Regions from separate parts of the Homo sapiens genome. Here region 1 is linked to region 2. Evidence: read pairs that join two places in POLR2A ChIA-PET (ENCODE). Cell type or tissue: endothelial cell of umbilical vein. All regions are shown on one strand. Links, peaks and the distances in the headings refer to the core of each region. The heading gives the core; the rest is flanking DNA.

Region 1 (2,801 bases), core at 269-2,768, 120 kb after region 2:
ACCCCCTGGAGTATTTTTATTTATTTATTTTTTTGAGACAGAGTCTCACTTTGTCACCCAGGCTGGAGTGCAGTGGCACAATCTCGGCTCATTGCAACCTCTGCCTCCCAGGTTCAAGCGATTTTCCTGCTTCGGCCTCCTGAGTAGCTGGGATTATAGGCCTGTGCCACCACGCCAGCTAATTTTTTTGTGTTTTTAGTAGAGCATGCTCAGCTAATTTTTTTGTATTTTTTGTAGAGACAGGGTTTCACCATCTTGGCCAGGCTGGTCTCGAACTCCTGACCTCGTGATCCACCCGCCTCGGCCTCCCAAATGCTGGGATTACAGGTATGAGCCACCTCACCGAGGCCCCTGGAGTATTTTTAAATAAACCTCTTATAAATCATCATAACATTTCACCTGTATATACTTCAGTATGTATCTGTAACAAAGACCTTTATTGTAGCATAACCACAATATCATTATCACACCTTTACAAAATTAAAAAAATTGTTTTCTTTGTTTTTTTGTTTTTTTTTTTGAGATGGAGTTTCATTCTTGTCACCTAGGCTGGAGTGCAATGGCGCGATCTTGGCTCACTGCAACCTCCGCCTCCCAGTTTCAAGCTATTCTCTTGCCTCAGCCTCCCGAGTAGCTGGGATTACAGGTGGGCGCCATTGTGCCTGGCTAATTTTTGTATTTTTTTAGTAGAGACAGGGTTTCGCCATGTTGGCCAGGTTGGTCTTGAACTCCTGACCTCAGGTGATCTGCCCACCTCGGCCTCCCAAAATGCTAGGCATGAGCCACTGTGGCCGGCCCCCGTCTCTATTTTTTTTTTTTTTTTTGAGACAGTCTTGCTCTGTTGCCAGGCTGAAGTGCAGTGGCATGATCTCAGCTCACTGCAACCTCTGCCACCCGTGTTCAAGTGATTCCCCTGCCTCAGCCTCCTGAGTAGCTGGGACTACAGGTGCGTGCCACCACGCCTGGCTAATTTTTTGTATTTTAGTAGAGATGGGGTTTCACCCTGTTGGCCAGGATTAGTCTCGCTCTCCTGACCTCGTGATCCATCTATTTTTAAAAAGAAAGAAAAAGCAACTGTACTAATTTTTACTATTATTTCCTCTCCTTTTGAAAGGCTATGTTAAATTCCCATACTGCCATGCCACTTCTGGCTTTGATGACTTTCACTCCATTATTACACCATAGGGGCAACCCTTATTGCTCAGGACACACATGAACACAGAGATTTTCCCCATCACTGCTAAGAGACCCAACAGTCTGCTTTGGAATTAGATAATGCATTGAGAAAGCTAGCATTTCTCTCAGATCAGACTCTTTGAATGATAGGAGGAACATAAGATTGAGAAACTTTCGTTCCCTGGAAGAGAACACGCCAGTTGTGAAAAGCCCAAAGTTGTAAATTGTCAGATGGTGACTGCCTGGGAAACCTATCAAGATTCCTAACAGCTCAGCTGAGAACCTAATTACCAGTTACAAAGAGAGACAGGAAAAACGTGTTGTCAGAGTGCGCCTGGTCAGAGAGAATGAAGTATGATGTCCCAGCCTCATCACCAGCCTCCTTCTTGTTTCGACTAGAACAAAACACATTAGTATAATTGACATTACACATGTTTATTATCCGGAACAAAGGAACCATGTCAAACCATAACTCTGTGTCAGCTGAATCTTTGGTAATCACATAAACTAAACAATGGCATTTGACCTGATTGTGCAAAAACACTTCCGGGATTCTCAGTGCCAAGGATAATACCATCCTGTACTTAACTTTTCACCTGGAGTTTACACAAACTTCAACGAATCCTCTTAATTTCCTGGAGTGAAGAGGAGCAGTAATCTTTTGTTCTAGTGAAGCCCAGAGAGGGATAAGAACTTACCTAAAGCCACACAATCAGCAAACCAGCATCGTATTTTCTTTTCTTTTTTTTTTTGAGATGGAGTCTCTCACTCTGTCGCCCAGGCTGGAGTGCAATGGCACGATCTCAGCTCACCGCAACCTCTGCCTCCCAGGTTCAAGCAATTCTTCTGTCTCAGCCTCATGAGTAGCTGGGATTACAGGTGCCTGCCACCACACCCGGCTAATTTTTCTTTCTTTTCTTTCTTTCTTTCTTTTTTTTTTTTTTTTTTTTGTATTTTTGTAGAGACAGGGTTTCGCTGTGTTGCCCAGGCTGGTCCAGAATTCCTGAGCTCAGGCAATCCATCTGCCTCGGCCTTCCAAAGTGCTAGGATTACAGGTGTGAGCCACCGTGCCCGGCCTCAGCATCTTATTTTCTAAGGAAAATAAATTAGTATCAACCATGCTGCAGCACCAACATGAGGAAACCAGCACTCTTCACCAAGAATCCCTATATTGGGGAAAACCAACGTTAGTGTATTCACATGCTAGTTTTTACAAAGACTTCTAGTCTTGCAAAACTCACCCACACTTCCCACTCTCTTACCTCACTGGTATCAGCAGCAATTGAGCGTGAATGCTAACTTTCTCAGTGGGAGATTTTTTTTTTCAGTTGTTGAAAACAGGGACCTGGCACTTACAGCAACAGGGGGATAGAGAGAGAATTAATATTTATTGGGGACCTATTATATTCCAGATAGTATGTTTTACCTCTATCTAATCTGTAAGCCAGCTGGCAAAGTAGATGCTACTATAGATATCATCAGATGCCATACCTGGAGTTCATAGAGTTTAAGTAAATTGGCCAAGCTCACATCTTTAGTAAATGGCAGAGCAGAATTTTTAGCTTTTTATTTATTTGTTTATGTACTTTTTTTTTTTTTGAGACGGAGTCTCACTCTGACGCCCA
Region 2 (2,801 bases), core at 29-2,528:
ATAAAATAAAAATTAGTCAGGTGTGGTGGTGCGCGCCTATAATCCCAGCTACTCGGGAGGCTGAGGCAGGAGAATCGCTTGAACCAGGGAGGTGGAGGTTGCAGTGAGCCGAGATCATGTCATTGCACTCCAACCTGGGCAACAAGAGCAAAACTCCGTCTCAAAATAAACAAAAAAATTAAAAAATAAAAAAACAGGTTCAGTGGTCAAGAAATTAGAGAAGGCCTAGACTAAACAAAGATGAACAAGTTTCTTTAACGAAGGACTTCTCAGAACCTTCATTATGACATTGTGTACCATAAAGGGGTTGGATTTAGAGCATGCAATCTAACATGATTAAAGACTTAAAAAAAACTTTTTTTTTAACTTTTCTTATTTCTCCAAGAAAAAAGGACCTTTTTTTATTCCTAACTGGGATTTTATAGGACCAGTGTTGAGAAAATACAACCTGGAAACCCTTGGTATATAAGGTAAATTATGGCAGGGCAAGCTGCATAAGGAAAGAAACCAAAAGTGAAAATTCAATATTGGAGTCATTTTTTTATCTCTTACCTCTTCTTCTTCCTGTGCTTCTACTGCTGGTCCATTATGTGCCTCCTGGAAAAGGAGTTTCTTCATCTTTCGATACTGCAGATTGTCCAGCTCTCTTACTGCATCCTTTGTCCTCTGAATGAGATCTATTAACACGGTTTCAGGGCGCTCCCGAAGAACAAATATGTGCTAGATAGGGTAGAAGGTAAAAGGTTGATTTTTTTTTCAATTAGTGACAAGGTACTCCTTCTCAGACCCTAGAGATAATATCCTATGATAGATAATGCATGTAATCTATAGCTATATAATTCTGTTAAATTTCTTCTATTTATAAAATTATCATTTACATACATATACTCTGTGCATACATAACTATTCTTTTTCTTTATTTTGAACATAATATTTTTGTTGGCCAACTAAAAATGCAGAGTTAAAATAACTGAAGGGTCTAAACACTAAGAATTAAGTCCAATCAGAGCTCTCAAGGTTTACATATTCTAAGAACTGATGATTTCACACAAAAGACATGTTCAGCTCTGAGTCATATTTGTTTCAACAGGAATGTATTTAATGATGGTGAATTATGAAAGATGAATTTAGACACTAGATATTGGGTTCCTTTATATGCTGCGTGAACAATATTCTTTATAAAATACTAACACAGACTAAAAGCCATTAAATTATTACTTTTTTATTACTAGCATTTAATATAATTTCACCTTATCAAATACAAAAAGTAGAAAAAAACAATTCCACCATTATGATGATCACAGTTACATTGTAATATACTTTTCATAAATTTTCTATGTATAAAATGTTTTGTAGATACATAGTTAGCATGTAAATTCCAGAAAGACATATTCTGCCATCCCTTGAGTTCTACGAAATATCCTTGAATTCTTTTTTTTTTTTTTTTTTTTTTTGAGACGGAGTCTCCCTCTGTTGCCCAGGCTGGAGTGCAGTGGCGCGATTGCGGCTCACTGCAACCTCTGCCTCCCGGGTTCACACCATTCTCCCGCCTCAGCCTCCCAAGTAGCTAGGACTAGAGGAGCCCGCCACCACACCCGGCTAATTTTTGGTATTTTTAGTAGAGTCAGGGTTTCACCGTGTTAGCCAGGATGGTCTCGATCTCCTGACCTCGTGATCCGCCCACCTCGCCCTCCCAAAGTGCTGGGATTACAGGTGTGAGCCACCGCGCCCAGCTATCCTTGAATTCTTAAGACAACTTTTACCTCCTTTGTTAGCTCAAATTTATTTCTTTTTTATGCAAAGAGTTGTAACTATGAATCACAGCCCACTGTAACCTCAAACTCCTGGGCTCAAGCAATCCTCCCACCTCAGCCTCTCAAGCAGCTAGGACTACAGGTGTGCACCACCATGTCCAGCTAATTTTTATTTTTTGGGGGGTGGGGGGTAGAGTTAAACTCCTGGCCTCAAGTGACCCTCCCACCTTGGCCTCCCAAAGCATTGGAATTACACCACTGCGCCCAGCCTCTATACACTATTTTATTCAATTTTCACAGTCATAAGTATTATTATTTTAGCTGGGCGCAGTGGCTTATACCTGTTATCACAGCACTTTGGGAGGCCAAGGCAGGCAGATCACTTGAGGCCAGGAGTTCAAGACCAGCCTAGCCAATAGTGAAACCCTAAAAATATAAAAAATTAGCAGGACGTGGAGGCATAGGCCTGTAATCCCAGCTACTCGGGCGGCTGAGGCACGAGAATCACTTGAACCTCAGAGGCAGAGGTTGCAGTGAGCTGAGATCATGTAACTGCACTCCAGCCTGTGCGACAGAGCAAGACTCTGTCTCAAAAACAAAAAAAAAATAATTATTATTATTTCAAACTCATAAACATAATGCCTGTAGAATATTTCATCAAATGTTTGTGCCCAAATCACTTAACCATTACTCTAATTTGGGGCAGCTATTTCTAATTTTTAATTCCATGATAAATAGCTTCATACATTAAATTTTTTTATTAGTTTTTTTCTTTATGATAGACTGCAACAGAAATGTAATTAGTCCAAAAGATAAGAAGCTCATGATAACTATTTCCTATCATTTCAAATAGGGCTGTGATAATATACACTAGGGGCCAGGCAAATGAATACTATTAATATATGCAGACTTAGGATCTAATCACCAAATACTAGTGGGCTGGGTTACTACTACCTGAGTTAGAAAGGCTTCTTTTGCTTCTATTTGGCAAATGTAAGAAGCCAGTCACATTCTTCCTTTTTTTTTTTTTTCGAGATGGAGCTTCCT

Evidence for each region. ChIA-PET counts read pairs that join two places held together with the same protein. Peaks named below come from ENCODE experiments on the same cell type or tissue, not always from the same donor. Only the 100,000 strongest peaks of a DNase experiment are listed, where the experiment ranks them.
Region 1: POLR2A ChIA-PET joins it to region 2 with 5 read pairs; 12 of 35 experiments call an interaction of 5 or more read pairs at or near these places.

The regions. Positions count from the first base shown.
Region 1 is chr17:29,378,340-29,381,140 of GRCh38, reverse strand. No RefSeq gene overlaps it. Among named protein-coding and RNA genes, the nearest start is that of TAOK1, 11 kb to the left of the region's middle. In endothelial cell of umbilical vein, for the core only: no CTCF peak of the experiment used is centred there; a DNase peak (open chromatin) is centred at 1,610.
Region 2 is chr17:29,493,479-29,496,279 of GRCh38, reverse strand. It overlaps TAOK1 (TAO kinase 1), which reads right to left. Exons shown (of 20, transcript NM_020791.4): 11 at 553-720. Among named protein-coding and RNA genes, the nearest start is that of ABHD15, 72 kb to the left of the region's middle. In endothelial cell of umbilical vein, for the core only: no CTCF peak of the experiment used is centred there; no DNase peak of the experiment used is centred there.